Linked DNA regions of Homo sapiens: region 2 is linked to region 1. A link is an interaction called in ENCODE POLR2A ChIA-PET data of the cell type or tissue named here. Cell type or tissue: Panc1. All regions are shown on one strand.

The links. Peaks named below come from ENCODE experiments on the same cell type or tissue, not always from the same donor. Only the 100,000 strongest peaks of a DNase experiment are listed, where the experiment ranks them.
Region 2: POLR2A ChIA-PET joins it to region 1 with 10 read pairs; 2 of 35 experiments call an interaction of 5 or more read pairs at or near these places.

The regions. Positions count from the first base shown.
Region 1 is chr20:35,898,158-35,906,157 of GRCh38, forward strand. It overlaps PHF20 (PHD finger protein 20), which reads left to right. Exons shown (of 18, transcript NM_016436.5): 10 at 1,213-1,491. Among named protein-coding and RNA genes, the nearest start is that of SCAND1, 52 kb to the right of the region's middle. In Panc1, no CTCF peak of the experiment used is centred here; a DNase peak (open chromatin) is centred at 3,994.
Region 2 is chr20:36,005,443-36,013,442 of GRCh38, forward strand. CNBD2 (cyclic nucleotide binding domain containing 2) reads left to right here. Exons shown (of 12, transcript NM_001365709.1): 9 at 2,855-3,032; 10 at 5,695-5,815. Among named protein-coding and RNA genes, the nearest start is that of CNBD2, 41 kb to the left of the region's middle. In Panc1, no CTCF peak of the experiment used is centred here; no DNase peak of the experiment used is centred here.

The sequences.
Region 1 (8,000 bases):
AGCCACTGCACCCACCAAATCTGGATCCTTTTGATCAGACAAAGTATATTGTAAAACAAAGTACGTGTTGAAATCTCAAAGACTCAATACTAAAACCTTTGTAACTGTTACACTTTCCTTGCACAAAAACTGACGTAAAATCTCTTAGGTTTCATAGAGAGATACTGAGGAATGTTCCCTATTTCCGTCCACACAGATAGGTACCAGGATGGTAGTAAATGTAAGTCTGATCCAACTCATAAGTGCTAGCTTGAGATCCTTGATTTTATTTATTTTATTTATTTTTTATTTTTTTTGAGACAGAGTCTGGCTCTGTTGACCAGGGTGGAGCACAGTGGCATGATCTCAGCTCACTGCAACTTCTGCCTTCGGGTTCAAGCAATTATCGTGCCTCAGCCTCCCGAATAGCTAGAATTACAGATGTGCTCCACCATGCCTGGCTAATTTTTTTGTTTGTTTGTTTTTTGTTTGAGTCAAAGTCTTGCTCTTGTCTCCCAGGCTGGAGTGCAATGGCATGATCTCGACTTACTGCAACCTCCGCCTCCCGGGTTCAAGCAATTCTCCTGCCTCAGCCTCCCAAGTAGCTGGGATTACAGGCACCTGCCATCATGCCTGGCTAATTTTTGTATTTTTAGTAGAGACAGGGTTTCACCATATTGGCCAGGCTGGTCTCGAACTCCTGACCTCAGGCGATCTGCCTCCCTTGGCCTCCCAAAGTGCTGGGATTACAGGTGTGAACCACCATGCCCAGCCCATTTCTTTTGTATTTTTAATAAAGATGGGGTTTTACCATGTTGGTCAGGCTGGTCATGAACTCCTGATCTCGAGTGATCCACCTGCCTTGGCCTCCCAAAGTACTAGGATTACAAGTGTGAGCTGCTCTGCTTGACCTGAGATCCTTTATTTTTATTTTTATTTTTATCTTTTTAAGGATTTTTCCTTAAAGTATATGAAACCCTGAAAACTTGTACGACTGTTTAAAATAAACATGTTGATTTCTTCTTCCTAAAGATGAATCACAATTGAGTCTTATTTGACCTGAAGTTGTTTTCATTCTCTCTAAACAGTAATTTGAGGAGGTAATGGCAGTCTGATGTCTCAGGCTACATTTGCACGCTAGTCTTTCACCCTCAGTTGTCATGTGTTAATGCATGTTTTGTAATAACTGGGATAAATACAAGGAACCTTTGCTTTTGTTTTTATTTTTTTCAGTAACAAATACTTTTAAGAAAACAGATGATTTTGGGTCATCTAATGCACCAGCTGTCGACCTAGACCATAAGTTTAGATGCAAAGTTGTGGACTGTTTAAAATTTTTCCGCAAAGCCAAACTGTTGCACTATCACATGAAGTATTTCCATGGAATGGAGAAGTCACTGGAGCCAGAAGAGAGCCCGGGAAAGAGGCATGTCCAAACCAGGGGCCCTTCAGCTTCAGACAAGCCCAGCCAGGAGACCCTGACCAGGAAGCGGGTCTCTGCCAGTTCCCCAAGTAAGTATCTTCATTCTTCATTGTGTCATGGATGGCTCAGTTGCTTGGCCACAGTGCTTGTGTTTTCTGACACACAAAGCAGGCATTAGGTTTGTCTGTTCCAGTTGAATCCCACAGGACTGAACATATTAAGTGATCCTCTGGGCTGTGCCACGGAGCTGTGGCCTTCCTACAGGAAGCAGGAACACCTAACTGAGAATTACCTTGAAAAATCGCTTAGCCTCTGAAGGCCTTGCTGCTTCCAGTATGAGTGGGGACAGTCAAGCAAAGGGACCTTATTCAGAAGCCAGCAGGAGAACTCGTGCTCAGAGCAGCATGGGTGCCATCGTCCCACTCTCCCAAACCTGTGCGTTTTCCTTGCCAGCAGCACAAAAGAGCACGATAACCAAAAGGTGATATGTGATTCTACTGCTGGGTCCAAATGTGAATCCTGTTTCATCTTAAGTGCAACTGAAGATATTTATAATAGCACTGTTTGTTTTGCATAGAAACCATAATAGGGGTTACCATAAAATCTCATTTTATAACTTATTACAGAGAACCTTTTAGGAAATATCTTCTAAAGCTTACAGAAATTGAAAAATTACATGTTTCCAGGGGAATTTCAGAAGAATTAATGGATTTCCAATAAATTATATAATCTTCCCAGCTTTTTACTTGCTATTGTAATATCACTACCTACTTCTTGGCTTAGAGGTTTTCTATTAAAATGTGTAGGTCTTAAATGGTATATGGAACTCCTAGGACATCTGGCAGTGTTCCCAGTAGAGTATACAATCAGGTTTCAGGACAGGGGCAGAGCCATGCAGACTAAGGTGAACTCTGACCCTCCGAGGGGTCAACCTTCATTTATGCTGTCAAGACTTTGTATGTGCTGTATTATCCATTAAAAATATAATGTGAGGCCAGGCACAGTGTCTCATGCCTATAATTCCAGTGCTTTGGGAGGCCAAGGCAGGAGGATCACCTGAGGTCAGGAGTTCGAGACCAGCCTTACTTAACATGGTGAAACCCCGTCTCTACTAAATATACAAAAAAATTAGCCGGGCTTGGTGGTGCATGCCTGTAATCCGAGCTACTCTGGAGGTTGAGGCAGGAGAATTGTTTGAACCCAGGAGGCAGAGGTTGCAGTGAACCGAGATCATGCCACTGCACTCCAGCCTGGGCGACTGAGTGAGACTCCATCTCAAAACAACAACCAAATAAGCTAGCATAAACTCATGCAGATTGTATGGTTCTGCTTATATAAAGTTCAAAAATGAGTAAGAAAAATAATCTATGGTATTTGAGGTCAGGACAGTAGTTACCTTTGGGAGGAGGTGGGTAGGACTGGAAACTGGGCAGGAGGGAGTCTTCTAGGGCTCCGAAATGTTCTGTTTCCTGATCTGCATGGTGGTTATACAGGTGTGTTCATTTATGAAAAAGTATTGGTTTATGTGTTTATTTGTGTGTACTTTTCTGTGTATGTTTTATGCCTCAATAAAAAGCATGCTTAGGCGGACATAGTGGCTCACACCTGAAATCCCAGCACTTTGGGAGGTGGATCGCCTGAGGTCAGGAGTTCGAGACCAGCCTGGCCAATATGATGAAACCCCGTCTCTATTAAAAATACAAAAATTAGCCAGGCGTGGTGGCAGGTGCCTGTAATCCCAGCCACTCAGGAGGCTGAGGCAGGAGAATCGCTTGAACCTAGGAAACAGAGGTTGCAGTGAGCCAAGATCGTGACACTGCACTCCAGCTTGGATGACAGAGCAAAACTCTGTCTAAAAAAAAAAAAAAAAAAAGTGTGCTTAAAACATATACTTGGAAATGGTAAAAATGCAGTAAGAATGTAAGAAACTGCAGAGAGATACCAAGATAAAGGATTGGGCTTTTTACTTGAAATAATGAATGTAATTGAGAGGATTTTAATGTTTGTTTGTTTCCTTTTATCTGACTTACCTCCAAATTAATCTCCTTTTCAGTCCCATGGCACTAATCTAGGTTTCTTCTCTTGCCCTGGTTGTTGTGGTCATTTCTTAATCAGTTTTCCTCCCATCATTCTTTACTCACTGTGGTTATCCATCATTTTGCCATCGGATCGATCTTTAAGAGTACAGACCTGATTATATCACTCTCTTGCTAAATAATATGTAAGGACAGAATGATGCTTCTGCAAAGCATAAGTTTTGGAGCTGGGCACATGGGTTGTGAATCCCATCTGTTGCCTCAGTCACTGTTGGACTCTCTTCAGGTCTCCAGACCTCACTGTCTCTGAGTGTAAACCTGAGTTCTTGTGATTAGTTTGTGAGCTAATCTTTTTAATAAGCCTGTGTAAACCTGAGTTCTTGTGATTAGTTTGTGAGCTAATCTTTTTAATAAGCCTGTTTCAAGGCCTGGTGTGGGGAAGTGGATTTCCTTCTTCCCCTTGCTTTCTAGAATTTCATCCTTCTCATCCAGCCATATGTGGCTGAGTTGGGTACATTTGTGTGAGCTCTCTAGCTGGATTCTGAGTGCTGTTGGGGAGGAATTATGTTGAGTCATCTTGAGTCACTACAGTATCCCATGGGCTCTGCAGCACTGTAGAAACAACCAGCACTGAAGGACTGGAGATTATGTTGAGTAAATGGAGGTCATTGAGGTGTCAGGAGCCAGTAGAAATAGCAGGTGCTGGATATCGTAATGGATTGACATCTGGGCAGGATGAGGGTACAACACTGGAAGTAGAGTGCAGCCTACCCCAGACAGCACAAAGCCACCAGAGTTAGGTTGTTCCAAAGGCTAAGGCTTGACAGGCAGGAGGCCATTGAGGGACCCATGGAAGTCCTGCTTGCCTGACCATCGTGGTGTGTGCTCTCTGTGCTAGGACATAGTGCCTCTGCCTCTCCCTGTTCATGGTAATTGTCTGAGGAGGGACTTTGCTCAGTATAATGCACCTGAGCGTGGGGCAGGTATTCCTGGCCAGATGCTGATCTACCACCTGGCTTTGGGATTCTTGGTTAACTGTACTTGCATGACTTGGTTTATGTTGAGTAATATGTGTCAGCTCACCTGAGTTTGAATACAGGCTCTACCGCTTGCTTGCTCCAGGACCTTGGGCAGAGAACTTGCGAAACTTCAATTTTCCCATCTGTGAAATAGAGATAATAGTACTACCTACCTCATAACTTTGTTACACTAAATGACCCAAGGGGAAATGCTTTGTAAAATGTCTGGCCTATAATAAACTCTGAATACACAGTCTCTTTATCTCAGTGAAAGCATTTACCCAGGCAGTCAGAGATCTGAGTTCTGAACTCAGCCAACCACTGATGAGCTACAAAACCAATAGACAAGACATTGCCATTTTGGTATAATTAAGAAGCCTGAGTGACTGATTTTCTTTTCTTTTTTCTTTTTTTTTTTTTTTGAGTGATTTTCGTTTCCTTTCCTTTCCTTTCCTATCCTTTCTTTTTTTTTTTTTTTTTTGAGTAATTGATTTTCTACTTTCATGTCTCCCTCTTGGGTCTCATGCATTATACTGACCTGGGATTTTATTCTCTCTGTTAATACTGAAGGATCCTTTTCAATGGGATTTGGAAATTTCTTGGTGAATTGGAGATTTTTGTTTACCAGTTTTTAAAAATAAGGCCTGCTGTATACTCACTAGACTAGTAGGGTTGGACAATTATAAAATGCTTTAAGGGAAACAAGAGTCTTTTAAATCCCTATGCTTTAACTTGTTGCCAAAAGGTTTTTTAAGTCCTTATGTTTTAATTTGTTTAAAGTGGTCCTTTGTAAAATTGATCAATTTAGCAGCAGAATGTGCCACACAGACCACTCACCCACTGTTTGATCATTTCTGTACCCTCTCAGTGAGGGCACAGTCTGATCATTTCTGTACCCTCTCAGTGAGGGCAGGATTTGTGCAGCCAGGAAGGAATGTACCCCCATCCACATGTCAAGTGGACACAGCCTCCTAGACAACATGGCGATTACCCAAATGTATCTCCCATGCCTCATTGCTGATACGTTTAGCAGTTACCAGACCGAAGGAACTAGACCATCCATCTTGCTGTGATCCAGATGGAAAATTGAAAGCCTGGCCACCAGCCCTGACTGTGCCACTAACCAGCAAGAGCCTCGGTATTATCATATGTGGATGGGGCTCAGTAGACATGTTCAGTGTTTATCACGTAGCTGGCTATCAATGAGAGTGAACATAGTAGTGTATGCTGAAGATTCTGTAGTGTGGCTGCCTTATTCTGCTGCAGCTCTCCAGAAGGCACCCCTGTTCCAGGCATCACCCCTTACCTTTCTCCCATCAAAGCCTTGCCCCAGTTTGTCAGGGTTTTACTGGATACTTGACTAATCTGATAACCAAAAATTTGAAAGAATAGAACCAACTTAATAGTATTGTGGTTTCACCTCAGGCTTCTGAGAATGCTCTTATCAGGGTGGAATTTCAGACAGTGTGGGGAGTTCAGTTGGGGAGACGTTTCACTGGGAGACGTTTCACAGTGGGACTCTGATACCAGGCAGCCTGTGTTTTAGTTTACAGGCAGTGTGAACTTGACATTCTGCTTAAGTGAAAAACAGAATATTATAGGATTTGTGCTGCGTGATAATAGTAACTGTAAAAAAGTACCCCCTTTATGCTGAATGCTCTGATTTTTTTTTTTTTTTTTTTTTTTTTGAGACAGAATCTCACTCTGTTGCCCAGCCTGGAGTGCAGTGGCGTGATCTTGGCTCACTGCAACCTCTGCCTTCGGGGTTCAAGCAATTCTCCTGCCTCAGCCTCCCAAATAGCTGGTATTACAGGCATTCACCACCACACCCAGCTAATTTTTGTATTTTTAGTACAGATGGGGTTTTGCCATGTTGTCCAGGCTGGTCTTGAACTCCTGGCCTCAAGTGGTCCCGAACTTGGGTTCTCATGGATTTCTCTGATGGAGATTCCTGGGGCTTCCAGCAAAACCACTGGGACTCGAAAGTACCCTGCAGAGATTTCTTGGCTTTGGACTCCTCAATATCTGGGTTGGTAAGGTTGGGCAGAAGTAGTAGTTCTGGTCTGAGAGTCCGTAGACTGATCTTAGTAGCAACCTGCCACTGTTCCCTTTGTGATCTCAGGCAGGTCTCTTCACAGATCTGATTTCTTTTCTCCTTCCTTCCTTCCTTCCTTCCTTCCTTCCTTCCTTTCTTTTCTTTCTTTCTCTTTCTTTTTTTTTGTTTGTTTGAGATGAAGTTTCACTCTTGTTGCCCAGGCTGGAGTGCAATAGTGCGATCTTGGCTCACCACAACCTCCGCCTCCCGGATTCAAATGATTCTCCTGCCTCAGCCTCCCGAGTAGCTGGGATTACAGGCGTGCACCACCATGCCTGGCTAATTTTGTATTTTTAGTAGAGACTGGGCTTCTCCGTGTTGGTCAGGCTGGTCTCAAACTCCCGACCTCAGATGATCTGCCTGCCTTGGCCTCCCAAAGTGCTGGGATTACAGAGATGAGCCACCGTGCCTGGCTGATCTCCTCATTTCTAAAGTGATGATGTAGAGCTAGGTATGCATGAGACCAGGCCCTTTCATGTGGGGAGAAAAGCTCATAAACAACGTGAGAAAGCTAAGTTCTGTGTTAGGAACATGTAAAGTGCTGTGGGAACACAGATTCAGATTTTGCCTGTAGGGTAGGAGCTGGACTGTTGAGAGGAGAAGGTGACATTTGAGTTAGGCCTTGCTGTGAATTGAATTGTGTCCTGCCTTCCTCCCTAAAATTCATCTGTTGAAGTCCTAACCCTCAGTGTGATGGTATTTGGCAATAATTAAGTTTAAATGATGTCATGAGGTTGGGGCCTTCATGATGGGATTAGTGGCATTATAGGAAGAGATCAGAGCTCCCCCTATCCCCCCATGTGAGGATGTAGCAAGAAGATGGCCATCTGCAAACTGGGAAGAGGGGCCTCACTGGGAACCAAATAGTCTGGCACCTTGATCTTGTAGTTTCCAACCTCCAGAACTGTGAGAAAGAAATATCTGTTGTTTAAGCCACATATAACATAATGTTTTGTTATAACAGCCTGAGCAGACTAACCCACGCCTTAAGGAGTGAGGCTAGATAGGAATTGGACCAGAAGCCGGGAAGAGGAAAAGCATCCCTGTGCCAGGAATAGGCATAGCAAGGGTTCAGAGGCATCAAGGGGAATAAACCAATCATCTGTCCCTAAGGTGCCCCTTCTGATGCCAGCCTTCTGTAATCCTGTCACTCATATGGTTCTTCTGCTCTCAGCCAAGCCTTTAGTTGCAAAATGAATTTAGAAGGTCAGTTTAGATTTGCTTTTCCAAATGAGGTTTCTCAGTATACCAGAGTCACTTAATAAATTCTCTTCCAGTAGCCAGCTCAGGCTCCCTTGGGTTTCTTTCTACTTAGGTGAGTTCAGTCCTGAATACAGGTTAGGCTCAGAAAGAATTTTCTAGTGTCAAAGAGGGCCTCTCCTGTGCTTATTATTACTTATTGCTACATCTGTTTGAGTCGTGCTCTCACCCTGGGTAAACCTCAGTTT
Region 2 (8,000 bases), 110 kb after region 1:
CTCATTCCTAACAGGCCACGGACCTGTACCAGTCCATGGCCAGGGGATTGGGGACCCCTGAAATAGTTAATCCAGTGCATACTGACTACATACATTTAAAACATTGGTAGATGTTGTTGAAGTGCCTTTCCGAAAGATCAAACTCAGGGCTTTTTATATGTGTTTTGTTAAGCCAGACCTACTGCTTGTGGAACTTGGATTTATTCCCATTAACATTAATTTGAGGGGCCGGGCATGGTGGCTCACACCTGTAATCCCAGCACTTTGGGAGGCCGAGGTAGACGGATCACGAGGTCAGGAGATCGAGATCATCCTGGCTAACACGGTGAAACGCTGTCTCTAATAAAAATACAGAAAAATTAGCCGGGCATGGTGGCGGGCGCCTGTAGTCCCAGCTACTTGGGAGGCTGAGGCAGGAGAATGGTGTGAACTTGGGAGGTGGAGCTTGCAGTGAGCCGAGATCAAGCCACTACACTCCAGCCTAGGTGACAGAGCAATACTCCATCTCAAAAACAAAAAAACAAAAACAAAACAAAACAAACAAAAGACATTAATTTGAAGAGTTGATTCTCATACTAGAGATTTTTTTTTTCTTTTTTTTTTTGAGATAGAGTCTTGCCCTGTCACCCAGGCTGGAGTGCAGTGGCACGATCTTGGCTCCCTGCAACCTCTGCCTCCCAGGTTCAAGCAATTCTCTTGCCTCAGCCTCTGGAGTAGCTGGGATTACAGGCATGCACCACCATGCCCAGCTAATTTTTTGTATCTTTAGTAGAGATGGGGTTTCACCATGTTGGCCAGGCTGGTCTCGAACTCCTGACCTCTTGATCTGCCCGCCTCGGCCTCCCAAAGTGCTGGGATTATAGGCATGAGCCACCACACCCGGCTGGAGATCTCTTTTTTAATCAATGTTCTTGACGTATAATTTTTATATAATAGAGTGCACATATTTTATGTGTATAGTTAAATGACAAATTAGAAAAAAAATTCTTTTTGAGACAAGGTTTCACTTTGTCACCCAGTCTGGAGTGCAGTGGCATGAACATGGCTCAATACAACCTTGACCTCCCAGACTCAAGTAATCCTACCACTTTAGCCTCCTGAGTAGCTGGGACTACAGTCACATGCCACCACACCCTGCTAATTTTTGTATGTTTTGTAGAGACGGGGGTTTGCCATGTTGCCCAGACTGGTCTCGAACTCCTGAGCTCAAGCGATCCTCCTGCCTTGGCCTTCCAAAGCGTGGGATTACAGTGGCGTGAGCCACTGCGCCTGGCCATAGTTCCATGACAAATTTATACCTCTACAATCAAGTTATAGAACATTTCCATCACCCCACAAAGTTCCCTTGTGCCGCCTCCCAGTCAATCTCTACCCCTCACCCTTGCCCTAGGCAACCACTGATTTGTTTTCTATCATTATAGGTTAGATTTGTCTTCCTATGGTTTCATATAAATGAGATCATACAGGCCAGGCATGGTGGCTCATGCCTGTAATCCTAGCACTCTGGGAGGCCGAGGCAGGTGGCTCATGAGGTCAGGAGATTGAGACAATCCTGACTAACATGGTGAAACCCTGTCTCTACTAAAAATACAGAAAATTAGCTGGGCGTGGTGGTGGGCGCCTGTAGTCCCAGCTACTCAGGAGGCTGAGACAGGAGAATGGCATGAACCTGGGAGGTGGAGCTTGCAGTGAGCAGAGATCGCACCACTGCACTTCAGCCTGGGCGACAGAGTGAGAATCCTCTCAAAAATAAATAAATAAATAAATAAATAAATAAGATCATACAGTATGGACTCTTGTTTCTGGCTTCTTTTACTTAGCATGCTGAGTAGTTTGCTCCTTTTTATTTCTGAATTATATTTCCTTCGAGTTTTTTTAAATTTCATTTTAAGAGATGAGGTCTTTCTATGTTGCCCAGGCTGAAGTTGAGCTCCTAGGCTCAAGCAATCCTCCTACCTCAGCCTCCTGAGTAGCTAGGACTCAGGTGTGCACCACTGCAACTGGCTCTTGGTGATCTTTTTAAATAACTCTCATGGAGGGCCTATTATATGTCGGTGCTGTGCTAGGCATATCACATACTTTATCTGCAATTCTTTTTTTTGAGGCAAAGTCTTACTGTTGCCCAGACTGCACACAGTGTTGTAAACACAGCTCACTACAGCCTCAACTTCCTGGGCTCATGCAATCCTTCCATCTCAGTGTCCCCAGTTGCTAGAGCTACAGGTGTGCACCAGCATGCCTGGCTAATTCTTTAATTTATTGTAGAGATGAGGTCTTGCCATGTTGCCTAGGCTGGTCTTGAACTCCTGGGCTCAAGTGATCCTCTACTTTGATCTCCCAAAGTGCTGGGATTACAAATGTGAACTACCATGCACAGCCTGTAATTCTTACAATAGTTCTATGAGAGGGCTCTGATGCTTATATGACTTGTCCAAAGTTCCATGACCAGTCATCCATTTATCTCTTATTGCTGACTCTGCCCCAATTTGAAAGCCCAGTTTGAAGGCCGGGATAAATATGGTCTGTTAATGGAATGAATCCAAGAGACCTGAGTTCAAATCCAAGCTTTAACCTTTTTCTGGGTGACTTGAGCTCTCTGCTGTTCATCTTATCTCTTAAAGTGTGTTAATCACCCTTCTCCAGATGTAATAGATGTAAAGGCTCTAGCGCAGGGCCTGCCACCCAGGGACATTACATGGAGGCCACAGTGTTTTATCTTTCTTTTTTTTTTAAAAAATTTCCCCATGTGCTAGACCATCCAGGCAGGTTCCTGTGATAAGCTTCAACTACTACCACCATAACCATCATATATGCAAAGATCCATAAGTATCTTTTCCTGTGCTTTCTCTAACAGAATACTCTCCTATGGAAAGATTTAAGGAATTCCAGATCAAATCATATCCTCTGCAAGACTTTAGCTCCTTGAAACTTCCACATCTCAAAAAAGCCTGGGGGCTACAGGGGACAAGCTTCAGCAGGAAGATCAGAACCTCAGGAGACACTCTCCCCAAGATGCTGGGCCCGAAGATCCAGTAAGCTCAGCCCTGGGCAGATAGACGGGTCCAGATTGTGGTTGCAAAGGGAGATAATACTTATATGGCAGAATGTCAGGGATGCGGATAAGGGGCAAAGGTGGAGGACACAGGTCAATCCCAAAGGATTGTGCATGAGGCAACCTAGAGATGTCCTGGGTCTGAGAGCCAGGACCTGCATTCTCCACCTGTAACTCACAAGGCTACGTCAGGCATTCAGCCACTTCTTTTCTCAGGGCCTCAGTAACCCATTTAAGGAAGAAGGGGCTGGACATATCTTCTGGCTCTGACATTCTGTCAGTCTGTGTGTTTCTGGGCCCTTTTGATTCTGAGCTGCTTCAGAAAATTCTGTCCATCTAAGGAAGGCAGTTACAGCATAGTAGATAAGAGCCTGTGTTTGGAATTAAGCCTGGCTTGGCCACTTATTTTAGCTCTTATTTTAGAGGTCAAGGGACTTGACCTCTCTAAGCTGTATTTCTTGGTAGATAATAGCATCTAACTCTTGGGGTTGTTGCAAGCCAGCAATTAAATGAGATAATGATAATTATAGTTAACACTTACAGAGTATTTTTTGTAGCTGGGCATAGTGGCACATACCTGTAATCCTAGCTACTCAGGAGGCTGACACAGGAGGGTCGCTTGAGCCTAGGAAGTTGAGGCTGCATGCAGTGAGCTGTGATCATGTCACTGTACCCCAGCCTGGGCAACAGAGCAAGATCTTGTCTCTCTCTTTTTTTTTTTTTTTGAGATGGAGTCTTGCACTGTTGCCCAGGCTGGAGTGCAGTGGCGCGATCTCTGCTCACTGTAAGCTCCGCCTCCCGGGTTCACGCCATTTTCCTGCCTCAGCCTCCCGAGTAGCTGGGACTACAGGCACCTGCCACTGTGTCTGGCTAATTTTTTTGTATTTTTAGTAGAGACGAGGTTTCACCGTATTAGCCAGGATGGTCTCGGTCTCCTGACCTCGTGATCCGCCCACCTCGGCCTCCCAAAGTGCTGGGATTACAGGCATGAGCCACCACGCCCAACCGACCCTATCTCTTAAAAAAAGAAGAAAAAGAAAAAGAAAAAGGAAACAGGCTGGGCATGGTGGCTTATGCCTGTAATCCCAACACTTTGGGCGGCTGAAGCGGGCGGATTGCCTGAGGTCAGGAGTTCGTGACCAGCCTGGCCAACATGGTGAAACCCCGTCTCTACTAAAAATACAAAAATTAGCTGGGTGTGGTGGCGGATGCCTGTAGTTCCAGCTACTTGGGAGGCTGAGGCACAAGAATCGCTTGAACCCAAGAGGCGGAGGTTGCAGTGAGCTGAGATCACGCCACTGTACTTCAGCCTGTGCAACAGAGCGAGACTGCATCTCAAAAACAAAACAAAACCCCTTTTCTGTGCCCAGTACTGAATTATCTAATTTAATCTCTGTAACAACTCTACGAGTACTATTATAATCATTCCCATTTTTCAGGTGAGAAAACCAAGGTACGGGGAGAGATTGAGTTGTTTGTTCCAGGTTGCGCAGGTAGAAAGTGGCAGAGCCAGGATTCAAACCTGAGCAGCTCAGTGTTGTTATCGGTATGATTGTCACGACTGGTATGAGGCAGATGCACATTGGGGTGCTGTGCTTTTGTTTTTTCTGGAGAGACTGAAGAGCAGAAGAGGAGACTCAGTGGGGACCAGCCTAGAATCAGCTCATTGCTGGGCCCAGAGCAGCACAGCCCCCTCCCCCTGCTACTTTTGAAATTGAAGTGTCATAATGAGACTAACAATGGCACCAGTGTCACAATCCCTGCATTCCTACAAGGGCCACTTCACGTGAGTCCTTTGCCTGTTAACATTTCCAAGCTCCTGGCCTCCATAACGAGCACCCTGTGACTTTTGAGACGTTATGGATAATCCTTCTGAAGAATCTAGGTTGCAGTGAGCCAAGATTGTGCCACTGCACTCCAGCCTGGGCGACAAGAGCAAAACTCTGTCTCAAAAAAAAAAAAAAAAAAGAAAAGAAAAGAAATTCCTTCCTCTTGGCTGGGCGCAGTGGCTTACGCCTATAATCCCAGCACTCTGGGAGGCCAAAGCGGGTGGATCACTTGAGGCCAGGAGTTTGAGACCAGCCTGGGCAACATTGTGAAACCCTGTCTCTGCTAAAAATTAGCTGGGCATGGTGGTGGGTGCCTGTAGTCCCTGCTACTTGGGAGGCTGAGGCATGAGTATCACTTGAACTCCAGAAGTGGAGGTTGCAGTGAGCAGAGATCCCATCAGTGCACTCGAGCCTGGCGACAGAGTGAGACTCCGTCTCAAAGAAAAAAAAGAAAAAAAAAAAGAAAGAAATTCCTTCCTCATGCTGAGCATGAGAGGGCCAGCCTGGACTTCCCACCCATTAGGCCTGGCTTGGCTGCATGGGATCATCAGCCCCTGCCTCCAGGAGAACAGCCCTCAGGTGTTTAAGGGGAGGGCCTGTATCACCTTCCTCTCCCAAGTCTCCTCTTTCGCACCCTCCAATTCCTGACAATGGGAGTCAGGGCTTGATTTTGAGTTTTCTCGCCTTCTGGGAAGTTGTGAATTCCCCAGGGAGGGGAGCCCTCCATGTGCAGAAGAGTGAGGGCTGATTAGCCAGGGCCTCAGGAGCAGACTGTGTTACAGATGAGCTCTCTAACAAGCTGTCACATTTCAGATCCAGGCCTGCTCAGTCGATCAAATGTGCCATGATCAATATCAAGCCTGGTGAGCTCCCCAAGGAGGCTGCAGTGGGGGCCTACGTGAAGGTGCACACTGTGGAGCAGGGAGAAATTTTGGTGAGTGTGCCAAGAGCTCTGTTCACCATGGAGTACGTAACATGAATGGGCTGGAATGTTAAGTAATGACAGTAAAGGTTTAAAAACACTTCCCTCCATATTTGATATTAAGGAATTATGTTGATTTGTAAAGATGTGATAAGAATAGGCCGGGCGCGGTGGCTCACACCTGTAATCCCAGCACTATGAGAGGCCGAGGTGGGCAGATCACAAGGTCAGGAGTTTGAGACCAGCCTGACCAACATGGTGAAACCCTGTCTCTACTAAAAATACAAAAATTAGCTGGGCATGGTGGTGTACGCCTGTAATCCCAGCTGAATCCAGGAACAAGGCAAAGATGTTCCCTCTTACCACTCCTATTCAACATTGTATTGAAAGTCCTAGCTAGTCCATTCAAGAAAAGGAAATAAAAGGTATACAGATTGGGAAGTAAGAAATAAAACTATCTTTGTTTGCAGATAACATTATTGTCTATGTAGATAATTCCAAACAATTTTTTTAAAAAGAAAAACCTCCTGAAACTAATGAGATTATAGCAAGGTCACAGGATACAAAATTAATATAGAGAGTCCATTGCTTTCCTTATACCAGCAATGAACAATTGAAATTTGACATTTAAAAACACAATACCAGCTGGGCACAGTAGCCCCAGCACTTTGGGAGGCTGAAGCGGGCGAATCACTTGAGGTCAGGAGTTCGAGACCAGTCTGGCCAACATGGTGAAATTCCATCTCTGCTAAAAATACAAAAATTAGCTGGGGCCAGGCATGGTGGCTCACGCCTGTAATCCCAGCACTTTGGGAGCCTGAGGCAGGTTGGATCACTTGAGGTCAGGAGTTCAAGACCAGACTGGCCAACATGGTGAAACCCCATCTCTACTAATAATACAAAAATTAGCCAGGCATGGTGGCACACACCTGTAATCCCAGCTACTCGGGAGGCTGAGGCAAGAGAATCACTTGAACCTGGGAGGCGGAGGTTGCAGTGAGCTGAGATAGTGACGTTGCACTAAAGCCTGGGGGACAAGAGTGAAACTCCGTCTCCAAAAAAAAAAACCAAAACCCAAACCAAAAAGCCAGGTATGGTGGCAGGCACCTGAAATCCCAGCTATTTGGGAGGCTGAGGCACAAGAATTGCTTGAACTCAGGAGGCAGAGGTTGAAGTGAGCCGAGATTGTGCCACTGCACTCCTCTTGGGTGACAAGAGCGAAACTCCATCTCAAAAAAAAAAAAATTAATAACAAATACATAAATTACCTAATATTTTTATAGAATCTAATTTCTAAAAAATTCAATTTCTAGGCCAGGCATCGTGGCTCACGCCTGTAATCCCAACACTTTGGGAGGCCACCTGAGGTTGGGAGTTCGAGACCAGCCTGACCAACATGGAGAAACCCTGTCTCTACTAAAAATGCAAAATTAGCCAGGCATGGTGGACACCTGTAATCCCAGCTACTCGGGAGGCTGTGTCAGGAGAATTGCTTGAACCTAGGAGGCGGAGGTTGCAGTGAGCTGAGATCGCGCCATTGCACTCCAGCCTGGGCAACAAGAGTGAAAATCCGTCTCAAAAAAAAAAAAAAAAAAGAATTCAATTTCTAAGAAATCCATTATGAAAAGGCTAAATATTGCATGATTCCAATTCTATGACATTCTGGAAAAGAAAAACACTATAGAGATAGTAAAATTATCAGTGGTTGCAAGAGGTTTGGAGTTCAGGAGATGGGATGAATAGGTGAAGCACAGGGGACTTTTAGGGCAGTAAAATTATTCTCTATGGTACTGTAATGGTGGATACAAAAGCATTTGTCAAAACCTATTTAATTTTACAGCACAAAGAGTGAATCTTAATGTATGCAATTTGTTAAAAAAGAAAAAAAATCAGCCAGGCATAGTGGCTCACGCCTGTAATCCCAGCACTTTGGGAGTACGAGGCAGGTGGATCACGAGATCAGGAGATTGAGACCATCCTGGCTAACATGATGAAACCGCGTCTCTACTAAAAATACAAAAAATTAGCCAGGTGTGGTGGTGGGTGCCTTTAGTTCCAGCTACTCGGGAGGCTGAGGCAGAAGAGTTGCTTGAACCCGGGAGTTGGAGCTTGCAGTGAGCAGAGATCGCGCCACTGCACTCCAGCCTGGGCAACAGAGCGAGACTCCATCTCAAAAAAAGAAAAAAGAAAAAAATCA